Regions from separate parts of the Mus musculus genome. Here all the other regions are linked to region 3. A link is a loop called in an ENCODE intact Hi-C map of the cell type or tissue named here. Cell type or tissue: heart. All regions are shown on one strand. Links, peaks and the distances in the headings refer to the core of each region. The heading gives the core; the rest is flanking DNA.

Region 1 (10,449 bases), core at 751-8,750, 110 kb before region 3:
TCCTCCTCAACCTCAGGACCTAGAAAGGAGGGAGAATTGTGGCCCCCTCCAGGGAAGGGATGGAAGGGCAAGGCCTAATATACCCACCGCCCCCCTCCCCCACTCCTGCACCTAATAGGCTCTACCTGAAAATTAGGCTGCACCTACACCTGCATGCCCTGGCAGGGCCCTCTCCCCCGTCCATCTGTAATCCCTCTAATCTCCAGCTGTGGCATTCCCTACCGTCCAGCTGTTGCACCCCGTCCTCCATTTGGATGTAGTTTTCTCTCTCTTCTGCCTGCTCGTCTCTGGTTTCCTTAACCCATTTCCCTAGTCAGGCGCTTCACAAACCTCCCTTTTTCTCACACACTCACCAAACTCCTTGGCTTACAATCTTGGTAGGCAAGGCTTTGGCTGAGGGTAGAAAGAGAAGAGGGGTGGGTTCCATAAACAGTAGTAGGGCTGCAGGGAGGAGCCTTGCGGCTCTCTGTCTTCTGCCTCTTTGGCCTTCAACCAAAAGAGCATGCACATGAGGTCTCACACACCCCAGGCACCTGGAGCCTCACTCTAAACTCTCTTCTGATTCTCCCAGCCGCCTCGTGGTTTTCAGGCAGAGGGTCATCCCAAGCTTACACCAGTAGCAAGAATTTGGAAAGGAAACAGCCCAAGTTCCCTCTGGGCCTTGCTGTCCAAACATTAGTGTTTACAAGTTCAAGAGTGCTGCCATCTCTCATGGAAAGTTATCTGGGCCCCAAGTTGGGTCTAACCAACTGTTGACTTCCAGGAAGACCCCAAGGTCCAATACTTGCCAAGTCCTAGATCTTTGGTGGATGGAGGTGGAAGATGGAAGGTGTGGCTGGGGTTTCCTAGACTTCTTCACAAGAGCAAAACCCTGTTAAAAGCAGTTACTGCTCTGAGTCTCTGGGAATGGGGGTTAATAATAAAATGATAGAGAACACGAAATTCCAGCACCCACCTCTGCCTTTGCTGCCCATGCCTAGGGAGTAAGAGAATGGGAGGTGGCAGCTTTTCTAGAATCCATTGAAAGGATGCCAGCAGAGGACATGGTGGCTTTAGGAGAGTTTGTCCATTTGCCCTCAGAAAGCCCGGTCATGTGTGAACCAGGATAGGGGCCATGCTGTTCTGGGGCATAGGGAGCTCCAGAGAAGAGCCCTGTTCTTCAGTTTTATCTATTTATTCATGGTATTAGGAATTGACCCCAGGGCCTACATTCTGGGCAAGCTTTCTACCACCAAAGTACACCATTGGGTTGTTTGTTTGTTTGTTTGTTTGTTTATTTGTTTTCAAATTTTTTGAGACAGTGCCACTAAGTTACCTCTCAGGGCTTGAACTTTAAATTCTCCTGTCTCAGCCTCTTAAATAGCTGAGCCTTTGAGGCCTGTGCTGACAGACCTGGCAGGTCGCATTTTTCTTTATTTTCCTTTTTTCTTTTTTTCTCTACCTCCCTTTCTTCCTCATTATTACCTCTTGTCTTGAGGAGGTAAACAAAGGAAGCACAGAGCATGGTGGCTGGTAGAAGCCTCAGCACAGTGGAGGCAGGTGGAGACAAGTGGATCTCTGTGAGTTCAAGGCCAGCCTGTCTACACTACAAGTTTCAGGGTAGTCAAGACTACATTGAGTCTGTCTCAGCAAACTAAAAAGAAAAGACAACTTTGTATCAGGGTCTAGTGGTGGTTCAGGTGGTAAAGGCCTGACAAACATGCATGCAAGAAGCAAAGACAAGACTCTGGGTTCCATCCCTAGCATAAAGCCTGCCTGCCATGATGCTTCACTTTCTCCTACACTGGGAAAGTAAAGGCAGGAGTTCACGGTCATATTTCACCACATTGCAAGTTTAAGGCCAGTCTGGGTGACATAATACCTTGTTTCAAAAAGAAAAGTATTTTTTTCTATGTACTTTGTGTGAAACATCATGGTTGCTGTCTATAGAGTGCATCCTGTGTGCCAGGTTCCAGGCCGAAAACTTGTTTTGGTTACTTCAGTGATGCCTATAACATCATCAAGTTCTGCTGTCGTCACTTTAGGGATGAGGACACTGAAATGACTTAGTTATTCAAGACCCATTAAATAGTCTTGGTGGCGTTCGTGTTTCAGTAATCAGCGGGCTAAAAAGTCAAAAATGCAAGGAGGATCAGGACTTTGAGGCCTGGCATGGCATGATAGCAAACACCTTTAATCTAGGACCCCGGAGTGCAGAGGCTGGCAGATCTCTAAGACTAGCCTGGTCCACACATCAAGCTCCAACCTAGCCACGGCTACATAATGAGAGCCCCACCCACCCACCCACCTCTCTCTCTCTCTCTCTCTCTCTCTCTCTCTCTCTCTCTCTCTCTCTCTTAAACACACAGACACACACACAAGGAAAGAAGTCAGCATATGGCTAGAGCTGGGCCTATCCCACAACCTCATGTATGACTGATATAGTATCACAGTCCACATTTAGATGCAGAACAGCTTTGTTAGCAGACCTTATATACTATAGGTCACCCAGCCAATCAGAAGCAGCCCCAGCCTCTGCTGGTCCTGAGGCCTATGGCTCCCTCATGCCTAGACCAGGGGCATGAATTAAAAAACATATAAAAACAAAACCATCATCTTTTATGATAAAGGAAACTCAACATTATTACTGAAATAATATAGACACGCCAAAAGAAGAGAGTTGGTAACCGACTTGTGGTACATGACTGCAATCTTAGCACTTGGGAGAAGAGACGGAAGGAGTTCAAGTCTGGGTTGTGCTATTTGAGGCGCCATCTTATTTAAGGAAGAGTTTCACCTGTGACCTTTTTATTAATTTTTTCAAATTTACAGACATTGGTGTTCTGCCTTAATATATGTTTGTGTGAGAGTGTCAGATCTTCTGGAACTGGAATTAGTCACAAACTGCTATATGCTGTGCTGGAGATTGAATCCAGTTAACTCTGGAAAAGCAGCCAGTGCTTCTCCAACCCCCTTCCCTGATTTTTTTTTTTTTTTTTTTTTTTTTTTGGTTTTATTTATGTGAGTACACTGTCTTCAGATACGCCAGAAGAGAGCTTGTGACCTACCATGTGGTTGCTATAAATTGAACTCAGGACCTCTGGAAGAGCAGTCAGTGCTCTTAAACATTGAGCCATCTCTCCAGCCCTTCTGTTACGTTTTTTTAAGACAAGGTCTCACTATGTAGCTTAGGTTGGCCTTGGACCCAAGATCCACCTGCCTTAGCCTCTCTGTTTGCAGGCACGTCTTAGCTCATATGGTTACTTTCAGATAGTTTTAAATGCAAATTCAGTTCTGGTTCTGTATATTCAACTTCTTCCATGCTTGACTTACTGTCTGAGAGAGACTGTGACCCATGACATACTGTTCCTGCTCTCTGCTTTTTATGATCTGAGCAAGGATGAGAGCTAATTTCAGCCATGCCATCAGAAGGGCTGACATTATTTCTTCATGAACCAGAGGGAACCAGCTAGGGGGTAAGAACGAGGTGCAGGACTCCAGGCCTTCCCTGCAGTTTGCAGAAGCAAGACAGCAAATATGGCATTTCCAGCATGTCTGTTGTCACATGACCACTGAAACCTAAAAGTGTCATTGGTCCCGGGGTAGTAAAAGGTCAGAGACCAAGTCCCCCTTTCTTCTGATTAAACAGGAGAGCTGGTCTCCCTTGAATCCATAAAGACATGGTGTCTAGCTAGTTGGGAAGACAGAACTAATCTAGGAAAATGGCCAGCACAGCTCACTGCACCCTCTCTCCTTCTCCTACCCCTCTTCTGCCCTTAAGGCCAGGTAAGAGTCTCACAGAGACTTGACATAAGGCAAGGCTGCTCCACCAACCCTTCTCCCTGAGCAGCACCCCCTCCCCAGCCCCCTCACTGTCCACCTTACTGGCAGAAGTGTGAGAATAGGGAACCCCTGGGCCTGATGGGGGAGAACCTGGGGATCTATGTTCCCCCAGTTCTCAAAAGGTAACTCCCTATTTAAAAATAAGGCCTAAAAGAGTGGGCATTCTTCCCATGTGGGGAGAACTCTGGGGTAAGGACAATGGATCCTGTCAGAAGGGAGAGTAAACCTGCAGGCAGGCAGAAAGCACAGCTGCATTCATCCGAAACATCTATCCTCCAAGGGTCCCAAAGGTAGAGAACCAGGAATCCCAAGCCATGGCCACTTTCTCCTCTGCAGCCTCTCCTCAGACTAATTAGAAGAGAGTGGAACCTCCCAGCCTGCAGGAAAATGAAGTCCAAGCAGGCAGGGATAGTTCGGTGTAAGAACTCAAGACACAGGCAGATGGCCACACCTCTGAGCAAAGCTTCCAGCACTGGCCCAGCACACAGGCCATTGGATGCTGCTGTTAAAGCAATAGAGCTAGGGAGAGCTCACAGAGTTCACCTGCTACAGCCTTGCTGCCTCCTCTGGCGGGAAAGCCTAGGAGGACTGAGGCAGAGGTGAAGGCGACTTGCATACAGGTCCCGACTCTGTAGCCTTCCTGTGGGACCCTGAAGGAACCATCTGTAAAGCAGGAGAGCTGGCTGTCTTTAGAGCCTCTCCATTGGTAGATAAAGGCAGGGACCTCTGTTCCCTTGCAGTCTGACAAAGATGCTGTCCACATTTAATCCTTGTGGTTCAGAGTGACAGGCGAATCCCTCCTCTATGCTCCCCCCCGCCCCCGCCCCCAGGCACTGCATAATTGATGGCCAGGGAGACAGGTTGCCCTCCCCCAGGGTGACCGAATGTCTGGGGCCCCGGGGCTTCTAGTCCACCACTCCCAAAGTCCCAGCGCCAAGACCCAGCTTGGGTTAATGAGACACAGCTGGTGGGTCAGGAATAAAGGAAGCAGAAAGGGGGACATTTGCTGGGAAAGAGGATTCTCCAGTTTACCATGGCTCCCTGGAGACCCTCAACCCTCCCTGTCTTCTTTCAGGTCAATCTGGAAGATCTGTCATCAGCCTGAGGGGTGGTAGGGGTACCCGGAGCATAACTGAATACCCTACCTGGGTCTCATCTCCCAGCTTCTTCAGCTATTACCACTGCCCTAAAAGTCGAGCAGGTGAAATGGCTTCTCTGCTCTCCCCATCTGCTGGCCCTGGATACCACAGGGCCCTCTGGGGATGCCTGTGTGATCTGAGGCAGGCAGAGCTGCAGACCGTTTCTGAGGATGTCATCCTCTATGACTAAACTAAGCCCAGATGATGGAGGTTGGTGGGGGGCACACAAACCATTTTAAAAGGCCTGGTGTTATAATACCCAAAACTCAACTTCTAGATAGGAAACGGACTAGGGAAGGGAGAGTCGATCTGTGTTTTTCATCTCCATCTTCCCTGAGTTCTCTGCTTTTCAGACCGGCTTTTCAGGCCATTCTCCAGGTTTGAAGCTGTTGGCCAGTCTCTCACCTAGTTCCTTTGACTGTTCCTTTCTTGTCCCATCTCCATTTCTTAACTTATGTGTGGTACTGTATCCCAAAGCAACCCCACGAGTCTTCCCCTCCAATCCCTGCCACTTTTTCTCCACCAGGTGCCGAGCCCAAGTAACTGAGGTCAGAGGAAGGTGGGCTTCAGATCACCCAGGTGGGGGATGACTTCGGGGTCCGCATCTGCATACGGGCAGCAAATATAGCCTGCCCAGGTCAGGGGCGGGCTCCTACGCGGCCCCGCCCCTGCCTCGCGTTCACGTGACCCTGGGCTAATCTTGTCCCGGTGACTTCACGGGCCCAGTAGTCATGGTTACGCCGCAGCGCCCAGCCCTTCCCCCAGCTGGCTGTGCTCTCTTCTCCCCTCTTGGACCCCTCCCACAGCCGCGCCCCCAGCCCCGCACCACGTGACGGTCGGGAAGGAGGTCGACAGGGGATGGGGCGCCGTGGCAGTAACCCCTTCCACTCCGCTTGCCGCGGTGCGGTCACTGGTGGCCAGGCGGTCCAGCAGGTGGGCCGAGAGCTTGCGAGGGGGCTTTGGTGAGGGAGGCGGAAGCCTTGGGGTCGTTTGCAGGAAATTCTCCGGTGCGTTCTGGTGCAGGCTGGTCTGTGCTTGTAATTTACCTTACAATAGACACCGTGGCTCTCCAAGCCGCACATTTTGTAGGCTATGACAGCAATTCAGAGGCTGTGGTTCCTGATTTCTGGACCTTGGTTTTCTCTAGACCGTAGGAGAACTAATAATGCCTTCTTTGCTAGGCTGTTCTGAGGGTGCAGGGAACTGAGAAATACACGGAGCATGTGCGGCCCTGGGTGGGTAGAGCAGTGCTCCTACTCTGGTTGGAAGCTGAGCGGGAGCCATGGAGCGGGAAGCTCAGGCTTTGCCCACCCAGAAGGGAATTAACTAATCAGGGTTGGAACTTCACAGAAGACTTCCAGGTTGAAGTGAAACTTGGAAGACAAGAAGGGTAACCCTTTGTCGCCAGTGGGGCTAATAATGCCAACTGTATTTGTATAATTTTTAGTTTTTTAATGACAGGGTGTGTGTGTGTGTGTGTGTTTTGAGCTAATGGCACCTTGCACTTGCAGGGCCTTGGATCCTCTGGAACAGGAGTTATAGGGGTTGTGAGCACCATGTGGATGCTGGGAATGGAACCCCAGTCATCTGCAAGAACAGTAAGCACTCTTGACCCTTGTCCATCTCTTCACCCCCTTAGCATATGTTAGTTACACATTTTAATGGGTTTCACTGTTACATTTTCATACGTGTGTGTAATGTACTTGATCACCCATATTCCCCATAACTCTGGTTCCATCGTTCCCATAGCCTCCTTGTCTCCTTACATTGTCATATCGGTTTTTGTTTTGTTTTTTGTTTTGTTTTTGTGACCCACAGAGTTTAACTAGGTTTGCAAATAGGATCATGAATGAGGGTTAATTTACAGTATCACTAGCACCTTATCAATGGCTATACCATCAAAGAAAATGGCTTTCCTTCTCCCCAGCAACCATTAGCTGCATGTATAGTCTCAACAATAGAGGACCAGAGGGAGGGAAGAGGTGATGTGGTGTGAGCCCTCCATATCTCAGGATTGCATGTTCACATATCCAATATGTGATAATCACTATATTTTATGCTGATAATCACTATATCCCTAGAGTTTATGGGTTTGTTTGTTTGTTTGTTTGTTTTTAAGACAAACTTTCACTCTATAGCCTAGGCTGGCCTGAAACTCACTATGAAGCCAGAGATGACCTTGAACTTCTGATCCTCTCACCTCCATCCCTGAGTGCTGGGACTGCTGGTATGTGCCGTTATGTGTGTGCTGTTGGGAGATTGAACTCAAGGCCTCTCCCATGCTATGCAAGCACCCTACCAACTGAGCTATATCCCCAGCCTTCCCACCTTAGAGTGGTATATTGTACTGAGGATTAATTTCAGTAATATGTTTATACCAAATGCTAACTTACATAATAATTTCTTGAAAAGTTCACATTGTCTTTGGACACCATAAATCAGAACCCTGATATAGCGTCGTGTCCAGGGTAGCCTAGATATCAACATAAATAAGCCACTAAGGTATCTAAAGCAAACGGGGCTGATGAGTTTGTGTTTTGGGTCTTTCAGAAGCTGGATAAGAAATTAAGAAAGAACTTAAGAGGCATTTGGTGGTGACAGCTGATGAAGCACTATAAGGACAGAATGACAATGTGTCATTTATTTTAAAAATTTTTTAAATTACTGTATATTGTGTATGACTGTTTTACCTGTATGCATGTATGTGTACCAAGTGTGTGCCCGTTGGATTCTCTGGAACTGGGGTTACAGATAGTTGTGAGCTACCATGTGGATGTGACATTCAAAGCCAGATCCTCTGCAAGAACAACTAATGCTCTTAGACACTGTGCCCAGCCCAGTATGTAGGATTTTCAAATGTACTAGACACAGAATCAACTGAGGTGCTTGTTAACTATGCAGATCCCAAACAAACCCCGTCCCCAGTGAGAGTCTTCAAGAGCAAGGACTGCAGATGATGGTTAGGCAAGCTAAGACTTTCCCAAACTTCCTTTGCATCATGCTCTGAGCATACTCCTCTGTGACACCCCACACACACTGTGGTTCGTTCCCAGGAGAGTACTGCAGGGGCTGAAGAACTTGCCTCAGAAGCTGTTAGATTGTTGTCAGGGAACCTTGCATCTCATCCTATGATATCCAACTAAACATGTGGCTGGAAGAATAGTACGTCTCTTGGAGTCAAGTTCTGAAGTAAGCCTGAAAAATTGGGAGAGTTTGTTGTGCCTGAGTGCTGTTGTTACCTAGTTCAGCTCTTTGTATGACTGGAGAAATTGACACTTAACTATACTTTACTTGAATCAAATATAAAACTTAGAATTTTTGCTGTTGTATTTGTAGTGCCAGCTAGGGACTAGATCCATGGCCTGTGCCTGTTTGTATTTTATTTTCTTGTTTGCTTCTCTTTTTCTCTACATAGGGTACAATTTTATGTAGCCAATGCTAGCTTCAAATTGAGGCTCTTCTTGCCTCTTCCTCTCACGTCCTGGGATATATGGTACATACCACAGACCCAGCTGGATGTGTGGATTTTATTATTTTTGGAGATAGGGTCTTTGGTAGCTCAGACTGGCCTCAGATTCATCACTACTTAGCCAATTGAAGATAGACAGGGTCTTTTGTAGCTCAGGCTGGCCTCAGATTCCTACTTACCAATGGCCTTGAATGTTTGATCCTCCTGCCTCCAGCTCCCAAGTTCTGGGGTGATGAGCCTGTGCACCATGCTTGGGTTTATGCAGTCCAGGACCTTTTGCCTTCTAGGCAAGCACTCTACCTAAACCACATCCTCAACCCATTTTTATTTCACACAGGGTCTCCTTTATTCAGACCAACCTCAAATTTGCTGTGTAGCTGAAAATGACCTTGAACTGATTACTGCCTCCACCTCCCCAGTGCTAGGATTGCAGGCATGCACCACCACAGCAGGTTTATGTGGTGCAAGGGCTCTGTGTATGCTGGGGAAGCACTTTACCAACTGAGTCACATCCCACTTCCTCAACTTGTGATTTTCTAATTAGTGCTGTTTAAGTAGCACACAGCTACAAACTGGGACGAATTTCTATTGCCTGGGGCTGGGCGTGGTGGCACACGCCTCTAATCCCAGCACTTGGGAGGCAGAGGCAGGCGGATTTCTGAGTTCGAGGCCAGCCTGGTCTACAAAGTGAGTTCCAGGACAGCCAGGGCTACACAGAGAAACCCTGTCTCGAAAAAACCAAAACCAAAAAGAAAAATAATAATAAAATAAAAAAATAATTCTATTGCCTGGGAAGCTGAATCTTGGTTTGGGGAGCTAGGGGTAGAAGAATGATGCAGAAGGCTAGAGCTTCTCACAACCCCATTGGATAGTTCTGCCCTCAACCCCTTTATTTTTCCAGTTGTGCCGAGGGGATAGTACAGCTCTGTGGTTATGGTTATAGACACAAGATCACATCCCACTGGAGAGGCCTAAGTAGGTACCTGTAAGCACAGAGAAGAGAGATGGGCCCAGATACTAGGTGTTCCTGGGAAGGCCTCAGTGACTGTTAACTAGGGAAGCCCAGGAACATCATCTGGGTAACTGAGTAGAAAGCCTGCCAGTATCATTCAATATAAGGGAGGTTTAGGTGCATTACCACCATGTGCCCAAGATTTAGATCCAGGGTAAAGTGATTCCTAGGCTGGACTTAGTGATACATACCTTTAATCTTAGCGCAAAGGAAAGAGGCTGGTAGATCTCTGTTAAGTTCAAGGCCAAGCTATTGTTCCAGGACAACCAGACCTATATATGTATATTTTGTGGGAGGGGGGATCTGATTTCATATAATATCTGTGTTTTTACAGTCAACCTCAGCTGATAAGAATGGGTGCTGCAGGGGTTAATGACAACTGCACAGCCAAGAGGAAGTATTTCAGTTGCTCTTTTTTTTTTTTTTTTTTTGAGACAAGGTCTCACTGTACAAACAATGCTGGCTTTGAACTCTGCCTCCCAAGTGTATATGCCACTACACGAGGCCTAGTTTTATTATTACTAAAAAAAATACGTATATTTTTAGATTTATGTGTATTGGTGTCTTGCCTGCAAGTATGTCAATGCATCTTGTATGTACAGTGACTGGAGAAGCTAGAAGAGAGCGTTGGATCACCTAGAACTGGAATTTCAGATGATTGCTAGTCATGGAGTAGTAGGTTCTAAGACCCAAAGCCAGGTCCTTTGCAAGATCACCAAGTACTCAGTGCTGAGCCATCTCTCCAGCCCTCGCTTTTGTTTTTGATCTTGCCATGCTGGGCATGAAACCTGGGCATGATGACGCCAGGCAGTGGTGGCACACCCCTTTAATCCCAGCCCTTGTGAGACAGAGGCAGGCAGATTACTGAGTTCGAGGCCAGCCAGGGCTACACAGAGAAATCCTGTCTTGAAAAAAACCAAAAAAGAAAGAAGAAAGGAAGGAAGGGAGGGAAAGGAAGGAAGGAAAAGAAAAGAAAGAAAATAAATGTTGCATGATGGAACTATGAT
Region 2 (10,449 bases), core at 1,658-9,657, 300 kb after region 3:
TAGGCACTGGGGCCTCTGGGGTTTCTTCTAGAGGATCTGAGGAGATGAAGGCCACCAAGGGACGTCAAAAGGGAGGGGCTCTCCTAGCCTCTCTAAGGTAGGGTGGAGGTAATGGGACCTCTATTTAGGTGTAGGGGTAGCTAGAGAGCTAGGAGAGAGATCACTCACCTTTGCTAGGAATTCTCAGACAGCAGGGCAGGGAGATGGGAGAGATGGAGTGCTGGGAGACCAGGGCAGACAGGCTTCCTAAGAGGGGTTGGGGGGAAGTGACTATCATAGGGGCCATAGTCAGGGTTTTCTCTTCCATTCTCCTGAGGCCTCTCCTTTAACCTTCCCCCTACCCCCAGAACCCTTTCAGACTCTTGCTTCTCACCAAAATAGGGCTCAGTGGGACAACCCTTGATCTTCACGCCTTTGGGCCCAGTCTCGATGAGGAAATGGCGGACCAGCTGTTCTGAGGGGTCCCCTGAGAGGAGTGAGGGGTGAAAATAAAGCTTTATGGCATCCCAGGAACTCAGTTTCTCCCCACAGAACTCTCCCCCAAGCAGCAGGCGGCTTGCCTCAACCCTCCCCTACATGGAGACGTCCTGTGCACCACCTCACTCCCACCATCCTGGTCCTACAAGTTCTCCCCTCTCCCCATCTGCACCTTCAGCTTGAGAGCTCTATACCTTTCCAGGGCTGCGCACTGGGTGGAGGTGTAGCCACCTTGAGGGCTAGCCCATAGGCTCCTTGGAATGAATGGCTGTCTCTAATCAGGAAGGCCCCAGGATCCTTGTCTTTCAGCAGGGCAATGGCTGCAGGGCAGAAGTTTAGAGATGGCTGTCAGCCCCACACAGTTCTACTAGCAGGTTCCCAAGTCTCTCACTCTGACAGCTGTGAGGGTGGTGGGAATCTGGGGCTTTGGGTCATAGGACTTGGAACAACATTTAGTCTGAGGCCAAAACTTAGAATCTCTATTTTGTTCAGCCAAGAGCAGAGACAGAGGGAACCAAAGGCCCTACCAGGATAATGGGCTTACAGCCAAGACAGGCCTGGGAGATGGACTGGGACAGGCACATGGCATTTTCTGGCCTCTTACCTTGGTCTCGGGAAAGATGTGGCTTGTACCAGAACTTTGATGTATCCTGGACAAACTTGACATTGCTTTGGTTCTCTTGTAAAGGGTGTTCTAGAAGAGGGAGGGACTGAGTTCAGACTCCAGGGCTCGCCATGGTCTCTATCTGGAAGGTGAGGTTCTTTAAAGGACACACAATCCTCCTAGACCCTTATACCTGGGGGTTGGGTGACATCTGGGAGAGGAGATGCAAAGGTGACATGTTGATTGGTGCTTCTGGCTGGTGGCGACGGCTGTTGCCCAGACCCAGGCAGGTGTCGTTTTTCAGGAAGTGGAGGCTGAATGGGACCATTGGCATCATAGGAGGTAGCCAGGGGGAAGGCAGGGGTGGGTGAGCTCTGGGGTGGTTCTGGGCTGCCCACAAGCCAGGGCATCTGGGTAGGCACAGGAGTAAGAGGGGAGCCATCTGGGCTATCTGAAGTGCCCCGAGGGCCCTGCCACGGGGCATGGCGAAGTCCAGGCAGGGTGGTTGGCACAGGGCTCCGAGGACTAGCACTGTTGGTGTGGCCTCCTGGGCTCCTTTCCTGAGGCCAGCCATTGGGTGAGCCGGGTGCAGAGGTCTGGGAGAAGGGGCTAGGGTCCAGTTGCTCAGGCCTGCTGCTTGTCAACAGCTCAGGAGTCTTTTCAGCAACTCCCTGTACAACAGAGGGCAAGGCCTCGCCAGGACTCAGTCTCTGAGTGGGTGCCAAGGAGGGAGACCTGGTGGTGTCTTGCCGTCGGTTGCTGCAAGGAAAAGTAGGTGAACAGACAGCTCCTTGTTGGGGCTGCAGACACCCATATAACATGCCCAAGTAGCCTTGGCCCTCTGTGTACCTTTCCTTGCCCTGAACTGGGCTGCTGGTGTGTAAGGGTGTGGAGGGACCAGACAGCTCTGAAGAAGCACTGCACTGAGGATCTCGGGGAGACCGAGGTAGCGTGCTGTGTCCACTGGAGCCATCCCTCCAGGATGGTTCAGGTGACTCTGAGACGGGAGGGAAGAGCTCTGGGAAACAGGAGCCTGCTTTTCTGCCTGGCTCAGCTCCTTCCCACCCACGGCCTCCCCAGTAGCATTCAGAACCCTCCTTTACCCTGGACATTCCCACTTGAGGGTCCTCACCTGTAGAAGCCAAGGGTCCTGTTGAGGCCAGGTGTCCAGAAAGTGGGTACTTGTCTCTCCCATCCTCCGCAGAAATCTCATAACCCAGCTTCCTGGGCTGCAGGTAGGGTGGACTCCCCGGGGACACAGATCCAGCCCGTGGTGAGTGGGCACCAGGGCTGGGGTACCCTCGGCCTTCACTTGGAGATCCGCAACTGTGAGGTGCCCGGCCATATGCTGGGCAGTAGCTGGGAACCGCTCCTCCATAGCCATAGGTTACCAGGGCAGGGTACCCTGAATGCCCATACCTGCCTTCAGAGCACACGGCATAGGAGCAGCCCTCATGCCCTTCCTCACCCACCTTGGGTGGCTTCAGGCAGCCATAGTCAGGCATTGGGGCATGATGATGCCCACAGGCAGGCACCAGCAGAGGCAATGGGTGTCCAGGCCTCACTGGGTGCAGGAGAGGCTTGCCTACCTCGCTGGACCACCCCTCTGCAGCCTCCCTCTCTAGTCGCAGTCCATACAGGGCTGCGGTGGGCAGTGCCAGCTTCTCTTCACAGGCAGGGCATGAGCATAAAGCAGGCACCCCAGGGTCCTCCAGGATCACCACCTCCCGGTAGCCTGCTGGACGGTAGCCAAAGTCCCCATTGGCTGGTTTCCCCAGCTCGGGTGCATAGGGGTACGGCCCTTCTGACAGTGACCTGCAGAGGCGTCTCTTCTCCACAGAGGCTTCTGCGTAGCCCTGGGGGTGTCCCTCATAGCCCCCATAGGGTGGTCGTCGTCTCTCTAGGGTTCCCTCAGGCCGGTAGTAGCTCCCATTAGGGACCCCACAAGGCTCCCGGAAGCCCTGACGGCAGGAGCAGCGTCGACTGAGTCCAGGCCTGTGGCCTGAATACATCCCAAGGTGCAGGCCTCCACCCACAGAGGGCTGCTCTTCATCATCAAGGATGGCGGTCTCTCGCCCAGCACCACGGCCCGCACTGGCCACTCCACAACCTCCCAGCAGACGATCCAGCTCCTGTCTTTCAGCAGCAGTTGGGGGCGGCCGGCCGGGGGATTCTGCTGTGTGTTCTGTGGTTAGCGTGGATGAGTGGCCAGAGTCGCTGCTGACAGAGAGCATCGGGGGTGGGGGAAGCTCTGGAGAAGGTGCTGGTGGTGTCTGGCGGGGGACCCGCTGCACCTGGGCATAAGGACTGCCATCCAGGGGGCCCCTTGTGTGGGCCAAGGCGCCTGAGCAGAGAAGAATTTGTGAGTGGGGACAGTGCTGACTCAGCGTGCCTCTCCCCACAAGCCGCACAGCTCCCACCTGCCCCACCACCCCACACACCGTCCACGCTATCCTCATGGTGCTGATTGAAGTTTTCATAGGAGTCCCAGCGTACAGCAGGCTCTGTCGTGTTGTAATCCACGGAGACAGAGGGATCATTCCGTGGGGTGTTGCCTGTGGAAGGCCACCGGGGCACTGAGTAGGGGACTGCCCTTCCCCCACCCCAAGCCTTCAACACCTCGCCCCTCCAGCTCCTGCACCTTCAACACTCCGTCCACTCTTACCAGCTCCCACTCTTACCTTTGACCTTCTCAGGGCTGGAGGAGAAAACAAACTCCACTGAGGCTTGGAAAGGAAACCGCTCATCTGTGGAGGTGGTGGAGGTGAGGAGCCACGCCCCGCTGGCGTCCCCTTCCCTACCCACTTCACTGGCCTCTGACTTACCAGCCCAGGCCTCATCTAGTTGGTCCTTTGGGAAGGTGAGCCGTGATCCATGAATGGTGCATGTGTGGAACTGAACTCGGAACACGAGGGTCCGGTCTGTCCCCTGGCCACCCTTGTGGTAGCAGGTTACCTGAGGGAGGGCAGGAGGCTGGGGTCAGGCCATCACATCCATTTTGTCTTACCTACACCTTTGCTCCAAGGGCCACCTGGGCCACTGCTTCTGTCATGCCCCAACCTCAACATGAACTCTCTTGGGATAGTATGGGTAGGGTTCCCTTTTGGCCCAGGGAGTGACACTATTTGAAGGTATGGTCTTGTTGGAGTAGGTGTGTCACTGTGGGCATGGGCTTTAAGACCCTACTCCTAGCTTCCTGGAAGGGAGTCTTCTACTAGCAGCCTTCAGATGCTCCCACCTTGATGATAACGGACTGAACCTCTGAACCTGTAAGCCAGCCCCTATTAAATGTCCTTATGAGAGTTGCCTTGGGGGCTGGAGAGATGGCTCAGCAGTTAAGGGCACTGACTGTTCTTCCGAAGGTCCTGAGTTCAAATCCCAGCAACCACATGATGGCGCTTACAACCATCCATAATGACATCTGACGCCCTCTACTGGTGTGTCTGAAGACAGCTACAGTGTACTTACTTATAAATAATAAATACATCTTAAAAAAAAAAAAGGAGTTGCCTTGGTCATGGCATCTGTTCACAGCCGTAAAACCCTAAGACACAGGCCTTGTCAGCTGACTATCTGGCTAGAAGCCCCCCACCCCCGTTGCAGTCTGCATCCTCAGGATTCCCCTCAGTGTTACAACCCTCGCCCCTCACCATGACGTCGCCTTTGAGGAGAAGGGCTGGCTCCAGGCTGATACAAAGTTGCTGAGGCCCTGGACCTGCTATGCGGCTGTGGGTAGAGAGAAAGGCAGAATAGTCAGAGGCATCCAGGGAGGGCACAGAGGTAGCTAGACATAGTCAGCCTCTCTGGCTGGGCAATCAGGCAGATGTCAGGGCCTGGGAGCAGGGCACTCACTAGACTCCAGATGTGTAGACCAGCTGCATAGACTGGTAGATCTTGAGGAAGGGCTGGAAGCCTGGAGGGGTGGAAGAGGCCATGAGAGGTGTGGGGTAGTAGGTGGCTATCCTCACGGAATACATCCCGGGGTGACTCACCTGTGTTGGGCTCAAAGGCTGGCAGCACAGGAACAAACACATAGTGCAGGAAGAGTGGGCTGCTGTTCATTCTGATGGAGCCAGACAGCAGTCCGCTGAAGTAGCTGACATAGCTGGCGGGGGAAGTGCCAAGAAAGCATCAGCGTCTTCCTCTAGAGGGCGCCTCACACCAACTCAGCAGCTCTTGGGAGACCTAGACTGCTCTTTTAATCTTATGCTTCAAGGGGGCAAGCCCTGCTCATCCTGTGGAGTCTTTCTTACAAGCCTCTGCTTTATTCTCTTCACAGACCTTATCGCCAGCCAGAACGATCTAGTCTGTTTACGCATGGCTTCTTGCCTTCTACTCTACTAACATATAAATGCCAGGAGAACCTGATCTTGTTTGTTCTGATTTCCCAGAATCTGGCACAGGGCCTGGCTCTGCTCCCGTGCACTGTGGGATTCAGGTGTGCTGCCCGAACAGGAGAGTCAGCCCTTCCCCACTGGGGTGCTCACCGGCGCTGGGAGGGCTGCAGTTCCGTGGCCACCTTGTCCTCACAGAATTTCCTCATGGTGAGGGTTGCCAGCGCCTGGTCTGCCCTGGGGAGAGCAGGGCAGGTCGGGGGTTAGGAACCAGTCCTATTCTGGCCTTCTATACCTAAACCCCAGGGAAGGAGGAATCATGAGATCCTCTGTACAGAGGAACTCCCAGTGGTGGTGAGGAGAGCCAGAGGCCCTACAGCATAGTCAGTTTCCCGGTTGTTGGGCCTAGGGCAACTGTCCCCTGAACCTGGCTTTCCTCGCTTGTCAAAGGGGGCAGTTAGACAACCTGATGGATTGAACTGTGTCCCTCCCCCGGAGAAATGTACCTCAAATGTGACCTTATTTAGAAATAGGGTCTTTGCAGATGTGGTTAGATAGGTTAAGATGAGATCATACAGGAGCAAGGTGGGTCCTTAATTAGGGCGATTGGTCCTTAGAAGAGGAGAGACAGAAATAGACGCACAAAGAGAACACCATGTGATGACGGAGGCAGAGGTTGGAGGGAGGCTGCTGCCAGCCAAGAACTGTCAGGCACCACCAGAAGCTGGAAAGAGGCAAGGAAGGAGTCTGCCTAGAGTCCCAGAGACAGCGTGGCCCCACTGACACTTGACTTTCAACACCTTAGAACTGTAAGACAACTGAGATATATCATTTTAAGCCAATCTACGATGGCAGTTTGCTGACAGCCCTAAGAAACTAGCCCAGCTCCTCTGTTGTGGAGTGCTGGGCCCACTAGTGGAGAGAGGTGGTACCGCACCAAGTTTATAGTCTGACTAAAGAGAGAAAAGCTCAGACAGGGACAGATGAGGAAAGGCCACTGAGGCAGGGCAACTCACCCTGCAGAGATCTTGCTGTAGTGCATATAAGCAGAGACGATGACCCCAAGCTTGCCTTTGCTCCCCTACGGGATAAAGAGACAGAGCTGGGGAACCTGCGACATTTAGGCTGAGGTTGCCCTAGCGCTGTGACCCCAAGGTCCCAGCTCACCTTGCAGTACAACACAACCACGTGCTGAGGGTCGGCACTGAGCCACGTCTCCATGGCTTTGCAGATGGAACACAACTTGTCCAGAGGTGGGGCATGTAGTTCAGGCCAACCAAAGTCTTGCACCTGGGGAAGTAAAAGGGTACAACTCTGCATATATATATATATATATATGTGTGTGTGTGTGTGTGTGACAGGAACATGGATATGGATACAATACAGGGACCTGGGGCAAAGGTGGGCACTTAGTAGTAGTCCACAATAGCTTGGAAATTTTCCGCCATACTGTGGGGTGATATCCCCTGCACCATGTTTTTAGGTATCTTAAGTGGTATGAGAAAGGTGGATGTCAATTGCTACTACCAGTAACGAGCCTTTTCACATTTCCCTCCTACCTTGGGGTTCAGGCGGGTGAGGTCATGCCGTTTCTCTGAAAGGTTGAAGAGCTGAAATAAAGCAGCGTTAGATGAGGGTGACTTCAGACACAGGTGCTGGAGGTGGACCCTCAGTGAGCATCTTGCTCTAAAATAGTTCGATTGCGATCCGCTGGGGCGGAATCCTCTGCAAGCTGCGTGCCTGGCTCAGCTCCGGCCCCGCCCCTCCCCGCCTGGCCCCGCCCCGCCATGCTAGCACCGCCCCCTTGCCAGCCCCATTTCAGGTATTGATAGCGAAACAGTAGCTTCGCCCCATTTTGATCTCCCAGCCCTCTCATTGGTTGCATCTGGCCCACCCGCTCCTCACCAGGTACTTGTCTCTGTGCTTGGATTGAAGCACATGGGCTAGCTCGCGCAAGTGGCCTCGGTGTCGCTGCTCGTCCGGTCGTGCAGGAAAAGCTGCGGCCAAGATCCGCTCCGTTACATAGGTGAGGTCCAAGTCCCAGCGACGCTCCATGAGCGGATCTAGGCTGAAGCTCCTGGGAGAGGCCACAAAGCTGATTTAGGGAACAGAGAAACGTGGCGCCCCAGAGGGCTAGTATGATGGTAAGGACCCTGGGGAACGCTGGGCGACCTGTTAGGTCCTTAGGGTGGATGGTCCCGAGGGGGAGCACTGTCTTGGGGTGACGTGGGATCGCCGGGCATCCTCACTCACCTGGGTAGAGTACTGCGTTGCTTTGAGTGGTTCAGAGACTTGGTGGACCCCTGGTGGATTAGAAACCGTATGTCGACATCACTTCGGATGCATCGATTCTAGGCTTCCCGGTCAAAAGTTCTACAAACCGTGGTCTTCTGGAAATATAGGTCCCTACTCCAAGAGCTACCCACACGCCCCTCCCCGCTCAGGCTCCTAGCATCCCTTACCAGGTGTTCTATGCGCCGGACCGGGGCTGTGCTTCTCCGCTAGAGGGAGGATGTGGGGGAGGAAATGGGAGTGGTTAGGGCAGGGGCAAGGACCAGTCTGGACCTGGTGGGGCGGGGTGGGAGCGCATGTCAGTGTTCATTCCCTAGGGACAGGACTCTAGCCCCCAACAAGCTCTAGAAGACAGTAACCAGAAAGGGCTCCGACAGCCATCTGTTGAGGACAACTGACCAATAACCACAGCACTCATTTCTACATAACCTCCTGGAGACCCACTCTGAGACCACCAGACCCCGGGGATACTAGTCAGGTTCCTTGCCTTCCCTGCCCCATCCTAGAACACACTCACCAGCTCCGCAGGGGGCAAGGCCTGACAGGATGAAGTCACCTGGAAAGAGGTGGGAGTTAAAGGCTGTGCTGGTGAAATGGGGTGCCAGGCCTCAGTAGGAAGGTGCAGGGGCTGTCACCTGATGAACAACCTCTAGCTGAGGTTCCTCTATTTAAGGGAGCCTTGCTTCTGCCTCTCGGTCTCCCACCCCTTGGGCCCCCTGCTTGTTGCTCTTGGCTCTCAGCCCCCTGCCCACACAGACCCCCATTCATCCAGCGGCAGGACAGGAGTTATATATAGAGCCAGCCAGCCAGGCAATGGCCAGGGGTGGACACTAGCCTCTTTCACCGTTGAGACCCCACCCATGGGCACAGAGCTCCCCCAAGCTAGCTTGAGGCCCTGGGACTACCCCCTGCACTGATGGAGCACCAGGAACGTTCCTCAGAGATGCAGGGCTACCTTAGGTTCTCAGTGGACAGCGGGTACCAGCTACAGGGTATTATACCTGAACAGGCTCAGCTTTCACTACCCAGGATGAGACCAACGCAGGCATCCTGAGGACCCTTTCCTCAGAGGGAAGGCACCTCCCATCAGGGTGCCTGGTCTCTGAAATCTTGCTCCCTCTCTATCCACCCCGCCCTTCCTCCCCCCGCAGCCACCCCCCCTCATCCTCTCGCCAGCTGCAGCCTGGGCACAGCACCAAGACAAACGCTGTCTCACTGTCCACCCTCCTGGGCCAACCCTCCAGGGGTGGAGTAGGGTGTTTCTTAAAGAGCCCAACACAACACCCCTGCCACCCAGGAAGGGGTGTCCAGGAGTGAGTGACAGGGGACAGGGTGACATGGTGGCCCATGCCAGTGAGGCTGAAGATGCCTGTCTGGACAGGGAAAGACACCATCTCCCCATTAGATAGAACCACATACTCACCTTTGCTTCACATTTTCTGTGTGTGGCCACCTTGCAGACTAGAGAGAGAAAGGGTAGAGGTTAGCAGAGGCTTACGGGAATAGTCAAAATAACTGTGCTCCAGCCCCACAGGCCTTAGAAGCCAGCTCTGGGACCCTGGTACACTAGGTTACTAGGAGTTGAAGAACAGAGCTGGTTATCAACAGGTTCTGCTCTGGAGTAAGGGAAGAGGGCCGGGGGTTGGGGTCTAGGATGAATAGAGGTGAGGAGGGGAAAGAGGAAGAGGAGGAAGAACAGTAGGAGGAAGAAGAGGAGGAAGAAGAAAAGGATGAGGAAGAAGAAGAGGAACAGGAAGATGAGGAGGAAGAGAAAGGGGAGGAAGAGGAAAAAGAGGAGGAGGCAGAAGAGGAAAAAGAGGAGGAGGAAGAAGAGGAAAAAGAGGAGGAAGAAGAGGAAAAAGAGAAGGAAGAGGAAGAGGAAGAAGAGGAAAAGGAGGAGGAAAAGGAAAAAGGAGGAAAAAGAAGAGGAGGAAGAAGAAAAAGAGGAGGAGGAAGAAGAAGAGGAGGAGGAGCAAGAGGAAGGGAAGACCCTAGTCACAGGTAAGGATGGGAAGGTGGTAGAGTCACAAATCTCCTGGGCTGTGGCAAGGTGGGTGTCAAGAAGAGTGAGGGCATTTGTTTCTGAATTTGCCTGTCTCTAGAGCCTGAGCCACACAGAAGTGCTGCCTGGAGGGCTCAGGCACCAAGAGCACCACCTCACCTCGGCAGGAGACACCGGTCCCATCGATGGTCACCTTACACACTGCACACACTGGAGTTTTCTTCCGGAAAACCTTCTCCCGGAAGCTGTGTGGTTCTGCTTTCCTCGGCTGCGGGTGGGATGACAGACAAATAGGGGTATGTGTTCCTAGTGGGCTCATCTCCAAGGCTGGGCAGGGACCTTTCCTTAGAGCGATGCTGCTTCCCTCTCTTCCAGCCAAAAGTCTGTGAACTCTAAGGCACACTTGGCCACAGCTGTTTCAGGGTAGTCATGAGGCCTGTCCTCTACAGGGCTTGGAATGTGACCCCTTGCGTCACCTTGGCTGGGTCAACTCCTCCCTAAGGGTTCACTCAGGACTTCTCACGTGGCGGAGCTATGTGATGTCCTTGTCACACACACCCCCACTTCCAATGTGAGGGCTTTCTGAATCTTGGCAGAGTGGGGGGTCTGACTCTCCTCCCATCTTGCCCTCCCCACAAGAGGCTTGTATACTGTGAGCTGACGGCCAGGACACACAAGCACTATCACATAATACCCAGACTGACTGCAGCCAGTTCTGAGCCCCTGGCTCTCAGTGTCCC
Region 3 (10,449 bases), core at 771-8,770:
CTGTGTGCCACATTCATACAATGACAAGTAGGCTAGAAGAAGGAGGAGTTGGATCTCCTTGGACTGGAGTCACAGTTGTCAGATACCACATGGGTGCTGGGAATTCAATCTAGGTCCTTTAGGAGAGCAGCCACTTTAACTGCTAAACCATCCATCTCTCCAGTCTCTGTTTTACAATCTTTATTTTGAGACAAGGTATCCCTACTTAGTCCTGACTGTCCAGGAACTACTACTTAGATCAGGCTGGCCACGAGGTCACACAGACCCACCTGTCTCTGCCTCATGAGTGCTAGGATTAAAGGCATGAACCATCACATCATCAGGATCCATTTTTACTTTCTTAAAAGGGTGTTTCTGAAAACCAATTGCAAACCAAGGGGTCAGAGATCTAACAACGAGTGTACAGAAGATTCAGAAGGCCATGTTCAATCCCTATCATTGCTGGATGAAGGGAAAACCAAAAAGAACACGAAATATATGACTGAGAATCCACATGGATCACTAAGGCATAAAATATTTAATACTGGACCCTATGCAGAAAGCACGCCAAGCCTTAGTTTGTGGTACCAAGACACTAGGAAGTAGAGACCACAGGATCACTCAGAAGTGCTCCTTTCTCATCAGAACATATTTCTATTGATTAAGTTCCAAATGTCTTAACTAAAAAACATCTTACACTTGCTTGGGTGTTTAGCCTTGAGTAAACATCTCAGAAAGTTCTATTTCCCCCTTTAGATTCAATAGTACCAGGGAAGTATTAGTTTGTGATAAATGCAAAGGAAGGATGTCTTACCTGGGGTGTTTGCTATAGCCAAAGGCAGGCCTGGAAGCTGGTGCACCTGGATCCCTGAAGTACCCAATGCACTGAGGTTAATGGTCTGGAGGCCTGGCATGGAGGAGAGTTGAGCAGCATTCACAGTGACTGTGCCAGCAGGAATGGAGGCAGCTGAGGCAATGGGTGTTAGGGTGGTATTACTGCTGCTAGTCTGCCCCAAGGAAACACCCTGCATAGGGGCCAAGGTGATTGTCTGGGCTTGTGGGTTCTGAACTTGAAGATTCTGCAGCTGAAGGGTCTGCCAACTGACCTGTCCATTGGGCCCCACGGTTGGTGTCCGAATGATGATGGGACCAGAGTTTTGAACAGCCTGAAGCTGGAGGTTCTGAAGGGTTTCCTGGGAAATAGCTTGAGTTGTGAAGGTCTGTCCGGACAATGGTGCTGCTTGAAGGGCCTGAAGAGCTTGTCCTCCTTGAACTAGCTGAGGCTGAATAAGGATTTGTTGTTGCTGTGTCTGCTGACTTTGCTCTCCCTCTTTCTGCTGACTTCCTTGCAGCGAGCCTCCTGATGTCTGGTTCTGCTGGATGTTCAGAGAATCAGACCCTTGTAGCCCACCAACCCTCTGGGGCGTCTGGCCTTGAGAACTAGTCCCTGATGAGCCACTGCTGGTAAAGTTCATAATTCCCATGTTGCTGGTGGTAGTAGTTGTTGAATAACTATTGGCATTGGTAAAAAAGGAGCTGGAACTAGCTTGTGATGACACCAAGCTGGCAGAACTGATGGCAGTCCCTGAGGTGACAGGCTGTGAGCTGCTCTCCTGGGATCCAGAGCTGCTGATAGTGCCTGCCTGAGAGCTGGGAGTCAGGGTAGCTGCAGAAACGCTGTTGACAGGTAGCAAGGTGATGTTCCCATTCAGGGCCACTGGTACATTGGTCACATACTGAGTCTGTCCTGAGAGCACATTATTAGCAAGGCCTTGAAGGGGGACAGCCTGCTGGAGTAGATTTGGCATAGCAGCAATAATGTTGCCCCCACTTCCTCTATTTGGGATGATCTGTTGGTTTGCACCTGGTATGATCTGTATTTGACCAGAACCATCCTGCTGCACTTGGGCCCCAGTGGCAGCAAACTGCAGCTGCTGCCCATCAACAGTCTGGAACTGTGGGATTACTTGATACTGAATATTAGGCATTACTCCAGGGAGACCTGTCAGAACTTGCTGGTTCTGTAAGTTGGGGGTAGCAGCCACAACATACTGCCCACCAGAGACTGTGCGGTTCTTGGAAGACTCGCTGCCATTGGTACTGTTGCCACTCTGTTCCTTTGAGGTAGGGGTAGCCCCAGAGGAGGAAGAGATGATCTGCCAGCCATTGGCACCCTGTGAAAGTTGTGCGGCTGTGAGGTCAAGTTCACCTGTGCCCCCTGACTGACTCGGACCCTGGGAGTTGTTGCTGTTCTCATTGGGTGACTCAATTCTGCTGCAGGTTGCTGCCAGCAGAGCCAAAGGAGATGGCTGGGATTCCTGGCCAGAAGAGAGGAAAGGAGTTAGTGGCACCCAATAGCTGGCCTAGGGGGCAGTATTCAACAGACAAAACAGCAACAATGCAGGAATATAGAGCAAAAACCAGAAACAAAATGCTCACTTTCTGTATACTGTTCCAACTTTCGTATCTGGGGACCCTCTAGATCACCTATCTTTCTGAGTGTACTTCCCTACTGTATTTTTCTTCCCAGAATTTTTGGTTAAGGAAGTTTCTAAGAATATTTATACCCTTTCAACACATTCCCCATCCTTGATCACTCACCTGCCCTCCTCCGCCACCACTGCTGCTGCTACTGCCTGTGCTGCTGCTTCGAGTCTGAGAAAAGGCGGCACCGCCACCATTGCCGCTACCCCCATTATTGCCACCAACATCTTTTTCAATCTTCACCACAGCTGTCACTTCATCCATGGAGTGATCTTGGTCTAAAAATAATTACAAAAGAAATAAATTAAGTGTATGTGTGTGTGTAGGGGGGGGTGTGTTAAAAACAACATAAGATTTAAAATTAAGGATTTGACCGTCAGCAATGACTGACAGAACAGTTTTTAAAAAGATCTTAGCCAGATAGGTCTAAATATGGTGGTAAGCCTAAAATCCCAGAATTTGGAAGTGGAGGCAAAAGTTCAAAGAAATCCTCAGCTACATAGTAAATTGGGATGCCAAAGCCATAGACACATAGCTTAATGGTGCCCAAGACAGGCCACTATTTTCCTATGCACAAATTAACCCCAGAAATGACTCAAAAATTGCTTTGGAAGCTAGGCATGGTGACTCACACCTATAATCCCAAGACTTGGAAGGATGAGCCAGGTGGTTCACCAGTTCTAGGTCTTCCAGGCCTACAGAGTAAGAACTGATCCCAATACAAATAGCCCTTTTGAGAAAGGGAATTTGGAATTTCAGTGTCTCAGAAATAAAGAGTTGCTCCTTAGGGTTGATAGCACTCTTAATCCCAGCACTCAAGAGGAAGAGGCACCTAGACAGCTAAAAGTCTGAGGGCTGCAATAGTAACTTCGAGTTACTACGAATACCACATAGAACCTATCTCAAAAAAGAAAAAAAAAAAAAATGCATCCTGGAAGGAAAAGGAGACCCAACATGTGGGTGGATGGAAAGTGTGCTAAAATTAGGACTATAAGAGATGAAGAAAGATCTAGTGTAAACAATAACAGGAAGGGACTGAGAAAGAGTAAATCCTAAGAGAAGGTGAGGAAACATCTGAGAGGACAGGTAAGGGTCTAGGGATTAGAACCCAGGTTTGGGGCTGAGGAGGCGGTCCAAAGAAGGAAGGGGCGGTTTCGGGGATAGAGGCGTGGCAAGGGCGGGTCGGATGGGGGAAGGGAAATTTACGGGGGTGCGGGGGAGGGCCCGGGGCAGGCTGCGACCGGAGGGCGGGCGGACCGGGGAGGCGGTTGGCCCAGGCGGGGCCTGCACTGGTCGGGCCGCCCCCGCGGCGCCAGCCCCCGACGGGAGGAGCCTCAGGCGGCCGGCCGGGTAGTGGGGGGTAAGGCCCGTCCCTCGTGGCCGGGGCGGGCAGGGGGCGGGCGAGGCCACGCTGCCCCCTCCCCCGGGGCGGGTAGCCCATCCCCCTCCTCCTCCGAGGCCCCGCCACTGCCCCTTCTCCCTCCCTTCCCTCCGCCCCGGGCGGGACCAAGGCCGCCGCCGCCGCCTCCCGCCCGCCCCCCCTCACAGCGGGGACCGCCCGGTCGGTCCTCGCGCGCGCCCCCTCACTCCCCTCCCACCCCTAGGCTCGGAGTGGACTCATCCTTACCGCTCATGGTGGCAGCTGAGGGGCGAGCTCAAGGGGGTCCTGTACGGGGGGGTTGGGGGGGGCCGGGAAAAACGCGGACGCTGACGAGGCAAGCGAACCCGGACCGGACAGGGAGGGGGGGGTAAGGAGGAGGGAGCAGCGCACCACAAGCCCGGCCTAATCCCCGCCCCTTATCTACTGCCCCGCCCAATGAGGGAGGGTGAAAGGAGGGCCTTGCAGAGGAAAGGCGGGCTGCCTACCCAATGGTAGGACTCGCTCTCTCGCTGAGGCGTGTAAGAGCAAGTTGCGTACTTGGTTTCCGCCCAGAAAGGCCGCCCTCTCAGTTTTAGCAACCAATTAGAAACTCAGGAAGTGGTGGTGGGCGGGATGAGATGACGATGGACTTGCAGAGAAACCAGTCAACCTCCAGGCGGGCTCCGTGAGCGGTAGGGATAGGAAGAGCTTAAGTAAGAAAGACAGGACAACGACCAACCAGAATCCTGGGCATGCCTGGGCAAAGTCCGTGTAGGGGGAAGAGTAAGAAATAGGCCGGAATGGGATAGGAGCAAGCTTCCTAAACCAATCAGAATTCAGGCGGGCAGTTAAGAAAGTTCTGATTGGACGATAACTGAAAAGAGCCGGAACAGGACGCGTATTGACGTGAACGAACAGCCAATTACGCGCCGAGGAGAAGGTGGAGGCTGGAACTTGGAATGGGGAGAGGAGAACAGGCTTCCTCCTCCGATACTCAAGCCAATGAGGCAGCGAAGGCAGCATGGCACCGCCTCTAGCTTTGGCCAATGGTCGTTACAGGGCCGCCCATCCTGAGGAGGGAACCGGGCTGTGCCAAAAGGAGTTGGTCGCCATGTTGGCCCTCCTCGGGAGGCTTCCTTCCCTCGTTAGGGTGTGCGCTTGAGTGGAGCCCTCCACAAGTGTCAGAGTCGAGACGCGTGAGGGCGAGAGTGTCGCGTCGCCCGAGACTGTTCGGGTTGTCCCTTCCCCGCTCCTACACAGCACCCCTCGAATGTCACCCCTGCCGGGATGGGCGGGCGGCTCCCCCTGGCCGTGGGTGGAAGCCCTGCGGCGGCGGGCGGGACGACAGCTTGGTGACGGCACGCGAAAACCCAAGTCGACTGAGCTGACCAATATGGAAGTCTTTCGGGAAGATGTAGCAAGCGCCATTTTCTTAAGCTGCCCCAGACCTGCTAAACCAACTCAGCTTTCAGAGTAACGCACGCTGGGGAACTTCGTGAAGCCAAGCTCTCATAAACTACTTCCATTTTCCCTCTTAGTAGAAAGCACGCTAACCTAGTTACTTCCTTTTGCAATCACAAAGGTTAAAGATTTTGCCTTAGGCACCTCAATCTCTGGCCTCCATTTCGCCTTCTTTCTCCTCATTTAAACTTTGTCACTGACTGGTGTCACCACGTTTAGTACTTGGAACTAATACAGTTAATCACTTAATGTGTCCTACTTTACGGGCTGGATGCTCCTGTAAAAAAAGGGAAACACTTTAAAGATAGGAACCGAGGCTCTCTGCTCCTTTGGAGATGGCCTTGGAAATGTGAAGTGACAGCTGAGATACCTGGTTGTCCCAGTTAAATAGGCATTTAGCACTGATTATGACAAACTCAATGTAAGGCATGGTAGTACACACTTTTAGGACCCAACTCTGGAGGCAGAGGCAGGAGGATCTCTTCTAAGTTTGATGCCAACCTGATCTACATACTGAGTTTCAGGACAGCTAGGGCTGTGCAGACCAACAATGTTTCAAAACAACAACGAAAATTAAGACGTTAAGAAAAATATTCACCCGGGCAATGGAAAGCAGAGGCAGGCAGATTGGATTTCTGAGTTCGAGGCCAGCCTGGTCTACAAAGTGAGCGCCAGGACAGCCAGGGCTACACAGAGAAACCCTGTCTCGAAAAACCAAAAAAAAAAAAAAAGAAAGAAAGAAAGAAAGAAAGATATTCAGCATCAGAAATATTAAGTGGAGAAAAATTAATTTGAGAAGTAACATGCCCAAGATTACAAAGCTAATAAATAATAAGTTTTGTCCTAAAAAGTCCTATATAGCCTCATATGGTGACAATTCCTGTAATTCTGTACTTGGGAGGCTGAAGCAATCAGGTTTCGGAAACATGGAGGAAAACCTGAACTACCAAAATAAAGTCCTCTATGAAATCTTTTTTTTTTTTTCTTTCCCTTTTTCTTTTTTTTTGGGGGGGGGTGAGGGGGGGTGAGGGTGTGGCCAGGGTAAACAGTATTTCTCTGTGTAGCCCTGGCTATCTAGAAATCACTCTGTAGACCAAGCTGGCCTCAAATTCACAGAGATCTACTTGCTTCTGCCTCCTGAGTACTGGCTGAGATTAAAGGCATGGGCTATCACCATCTTTTTTTTTTTTTTTAACCTGGTCTTTCAAGAACAGGAAACAGGATCTTATTATGTAGCCCAGGCTAGCCTGGAACCAACAATCTCCCTGACTCCCTTCCAGCTTGGGGATTCCAAGTGTCCCCACGCCTCAGTAGGGAGGGGCTTTCTTTATTAGTATGGAATGGGATTGTGGAGTAGGCTTTCTTTTTTGCTCCAGTTGTTCAGCAGAAAGCACCTTTATGCATTCAGGGATTTGTGGCCTCTAAGTGTTTTATTTTTAAAGGTACCAGTGTTTTAAAAACACACTGCAACACCAACATCGTACTGGGTAGTGGCTGAAATTAGGACTTAATTGAAATCAAATTCAAAAGTACCCTGGACTACAAAGACTTTGAGTCCAAGTATACACATATGTGAATTAATATTTTTTTTGTTTTTTTGAGACAGGGTTTTTCTGTGTAGCACTGACTGTCCTGGAACTTACTCTGTAGATGAGGCTGGCCTTAAACTCACAGAAATCTGCTGGTGTCTGCCTCCTGTATGTTCTTTGGGTTTTTTTGTTTTATTTTGTTTTGCTTTGTTTCTAGACAGGGTTTCTCTGCGTAGCCCTGGCTGTCATAATAGGAACCCACTCTGTAGACCAGGCTGGCCTCGAACTCAGAAATCTGCCTGCCTCTGCCTCCCAAGTGCTGGGATTAAAGACATGAGCCACCACTGCCCCACTGCCTCCTGAACTTTTAGATTGAAAGGCACACACTTAAAATAATTCAAACAGGGAGGGTATGGGGGACTTTTGGGATAGCATTGGAAATGTAATTGAGGAAAATACGTAATAAATAAAAATAATAATAATAATTAAAACAAGTAACAAAGGCTCTTAGCAACTGAGAGATCTCTAAGATCTGCCCTGCCCAGGACAGCAAACAGCCAGGACTTTTACAATTTTCCCCCAAGCCTCTGAATAAAGTATTTCAATAACAACAACAAAAACAAATAACAAATAAAATCTGGACAGCAGAGATGGTTTTCAGGATAAATCTTGCCAGACAAACCTGAATACAAGAGCTCAGTCTCAGGGTCCACTCAATAAGAGAACTCGCAACTCTCAAAGTCTGCCCTCTCACCTACACACATACACACACACACAAGCTCACACACGCACACTGCCCTGTATCCTCCACAAATTAAATGTACATTCCAAAAGCTCCTCTCTGACCTACATACATACATACACCGTGGCTTGTGTTCTTCCCAAAATAAATAAATGTAATTTAAAGTAATTAAGAAAATAAGGGAAGGGGCTGGTGAGATGGCTCAGTGGGTAAGAGCACCCAACTGCTCTTCCGAAGGTCTGGAGTTCAAATCCCAGCAACCACATGGTGGCTCACAACCATCTGTAACAAGATCTGACACCCTCTTCTGGAGTGTCTGAAGACAGCTACAGTGGACTTACATATAATAAATAAATAAATAAATCTTAAAAAAAAAAAAAGGCAACAGCGATTTGGCTGGACATGAATTTAAAAAAGAAAAAGAAAGAAAAAGAAAAGAAGGGAAGAGACTGGAGAGAAGAAAGCTTCAGGACTGGGAAGAACTTCCTGGAAGGAAAAGACTACATTACTCATCCCTGTAAGGCAAGCTCTGATGATTCTGACAGCTGCCTAGGATAGTCAGCACCAGACCACACCTAACTCACTCACTTAAGGGGTGGAGAGAAACAAATGGTGATCCTTATTCTAACTTGTTTTCTTTCCTTTGAGACAAAGGTCTTACTCTATAGCCCAGGCTTTGCCAGAATGTGTGCCCACCTGCTTCTAACTCTGTAATGTTAGAATATATGATCTCACTAGCGCACGCATTGGTGCGTACACCCATGGTTTAAAGAGCTTTGGCAGTCAGGTAATGATGGATCCTTGTAATGGTAGCTTTTATGAGTCAGAGACAGAAAAAATAAGTAGTGGGTTACAAGTTCAAGGCTAGCCTGACCTACATTGCTGACTCTAGGCCATCAAACCTTCACAGGGAGACCACGTTCCAAAAACCAAAAGAGAGACACAAGAGACAGAGTTGGAGCCAACCTGGGCAACATGGTATGCTTGAAGCAAATCAGGCTAATGAAACCTTGGGTCAAACCCAACAAGAGAGAAAACAGCCCAACAAGAAAAGAGAAGGGGAGCTGGGCGTGGTGGCACACGCCTTTAATCCCAGCCCTTGGGAGGCAGAGGCAGGCGAATTTCTGAGTTTGAGGACAGCCTGGTCAGAGTGAGTTCCAGGACAGCCAGGGCTACACAGAGAAACCCTGTCTCGAAAAATACCCCCACCCCCACCCCCAAAAAAAAAGAAAAGAAAAGAGAGGGTGTGTGTGGGTGGGCAGAGATAAATGCCTAAAAAAGCAAAAAGAATTGAAGCAAACCAGGCTTTTCAGTATGAAAATCTAGGAAACTTATGAGAACCCTAGAACTGGATGCAGACAGTGTTTGTAATCATTATTTTAAAAGACCCATTGTAAGTTGGCTATCTTTGTTTCCTAACCAGACAAGCACTGTGACTCCTGCTAGCATCAACAATGAGTGGTGCCTAGTGATAGCCAGGCATTCAGTACTGCAATCAGCTGGCGGCTATGGTGATACTGATGGCCTGCCTAGCTAAGAAGAAACACCAGATGAGGGAGTGTTGGTAGTCAAGGTCAAGAAAACAGGTAGCTGAGACGGTTCAAGACCAGCCTACTCTTATAGAGTAAGACCCCTGGGTTAGAGCCACAGGAGTGTGTAAGCCTTCCATGATGTCATTTACCTGTGAGTCAGAAGTACAAGGATCTAGAGTTCCTGGCTATTTTCCCCAAATACAGGCCTTAAAAAAATTAAAGCCCCAGGAGTGGTTGTGGTAGAAACACCTTTAATCCTGTAATCCCTGCCCTAGGAGGCAGAAGTAACCTGATCTCAGTGAATTCAAACCCAGCCTGGTCTAAAAGCAAGTCCCAGGCCACCTAAATCCGCACAATGAAATAAAAACAAACTCCACACAATTTTAAGTTTGTTTGTTTTTTTTTTCTCTGTAGCTGAACTGTGGTATAACCACAAATACATATTGCCTCTTCTGAGAAGAGCCTGTAATAAGACTGTCCTAATATAAACCCCACAGATGGTCTCTGAAGCAATAGGGGATGGGTACATGGAACCCTGTCTCAAAAAACAAACAAAAGGCAGGAGGTGGTTGTGTTGGCAGGCATTGCAGTCTGCAATTGAAAGGTTGTAGCTGCTGAGGAGAGAATGTCCATTGCTGGCACGGGCTACATAAAGAGACCTTGTCTCTAAAAACAAATAGGAAGGCTTGAGGTACAGTCCAGAAGACAAGTTACGTTAATTCCTAGTCCATCCGCACTTGGGGGTGGGGAACGAAACAAGGGTTGCAAGGAACAGGTCTTGACTGTCCTAGAGCTAGTTTTGTAGACCTCACCGACCTTGAACATACGGAGATCTTACCTCTACCTAGCTGGGGTTAAAACCGTTTCACGACACCGGTTACTAGCTGCATTTTGTTTGTTTGTTTGTTTTGTTTTGTTTTGTTTTGTTTCGAGACAGGGTTTCTTTGTGTAGCCCTTGCTGTCCTGGAACTCACTCTGTAGACCCGAATGGTCTAGAACTAAGAGATCCGCTTGCCTCTGCCTCCTAAATGCTGGGATTAAAGGCGTGCCGTCACCATGCCCGGCTACTATCTGCATTCTTGAGAACTTAAATATATATATTATGAGGTAGCTCGCTGACTGGGTTACTTCAAACAGGTAATTAGAAGAAAGGGAAGGCGATGGCCTGAACCGGGAACAGGGCAAATTATTTTCTAAAAGTATTTTCTAAATCTGACTGCTCGGGGACTATAGTTGGGGCGGTTACATAATCAAAGCGTTTTCTTCCCCGGAGTACCGAGCTCACACCTAGGAGGGAAGCACCACTCAATGCTGTCTTTCACCCAGGCCTGCACCCGGAAGGTGATGGGTCCTGCCTGGCAG

Evidence for each region. A loop is a pair of places that touch in the nucleus more often than their neighbours do. Peaks named below come from ENCODE experiments on the same cell type or tissue, not always from the same donor. Only the 100,000 strongest peaks of a DNase experiment are listed, where the experiment ranks them.
Region 1: it touches region 3 in a loop (2.1-fold over the local background); 3 of 42 quality-filtered maps call a loop at or near these places.
Region 2: it touches region 3 in a loop (3.0-fold over the local background); 2 of 42 quality-filtered maps call a loop at or near these places.

The regions. Positions count from the first base shown.
Region 1 is chr15:102,506,029-102,516,477 of GRCm38, reverse strand. Map3k12 (mitogen-activated protein kinase kinase kinase 12) reads left to right here. Exons shown (of 16, transcript NM_001163643.1): 2 at 6,473-6,559; 3 at 7,100-7,188. It also overlaps a transcript of Tarbp2 not described here. Among named protein-coding and RNA genes, the nearest start is that of Map3k12, 5.8 kb to the left of the region's middle. In heart, for the core only: no CTCF peak of the experiment used is centred there; DNase peaks (open chromatin) are centred at 4,967 and 5,697; H3K4me3 peaks cover 2,746 bases; H3K27ac peaks cover 2,511 bases.
Region 2 is chr15:102,104,058-102,114,506 of GRCm38, reverse strand. Tns2 (tensin 2) reads right to left here. Exons shown (of 29, transcript NM_153533.3): 2 at 9,869-9,977; 3 at 9,131-9,168; 4 at 8,225-8,263; 5 at 7,878-7,916; 6 at 7,669-7,718; 7 at 7,321-7,492; 8 at 6,975-7,025; 9 at 6,583-6,705; 10 at 6,432-6,496; 11 at 5,569-5,652; 12 at 5,074-5,186; 13 at 4,934-4,994; 14 at 4,732-4,807; 15 at 3,907-4,036; 10 more. Among named protein-coding and RNA genes, the nearest start is that of Tns2, 6.3 kb to the right of the region's middle. In heart, for the core only: CTCF peaks have their summits at 4,509 (motif pointing left), 5,231 (motif pointing right), 6,326 and 7,890; DNase peaks (open chromatin) are centred at 5,136, 7,966, 8,546, 8,956 and 7 weaker places; H3K4me3 peaks cover 1,540 bases; H3K27ac peaks cover 1,289 bases; H3K27me3 peaks cover 781 bases.
Region 3 is chr15:102,400,064-102,410,512 of GRCm38, reverse strand. Sp1 (trans-acting transcription factor 1) reads right to left here and starts at 4,197. Exons shown (of 6, transcript NM_013672.2): 1 at 4,091-4,197; 2 at 2,581-2,741; 3 at 794-2,297. The coding sequence starts at 4,097. In heart, for the core only: CTCF peaks have their summits at 2,347, 4,905 and 5,119; DNase peaks (open chromatin) are centred at 2,072, 3,822, 4,432, 4,602 and 3 weaker places; H3K4me3 peaks cover 3,465 bases; H3K27ac peaks cover 2,850 bases.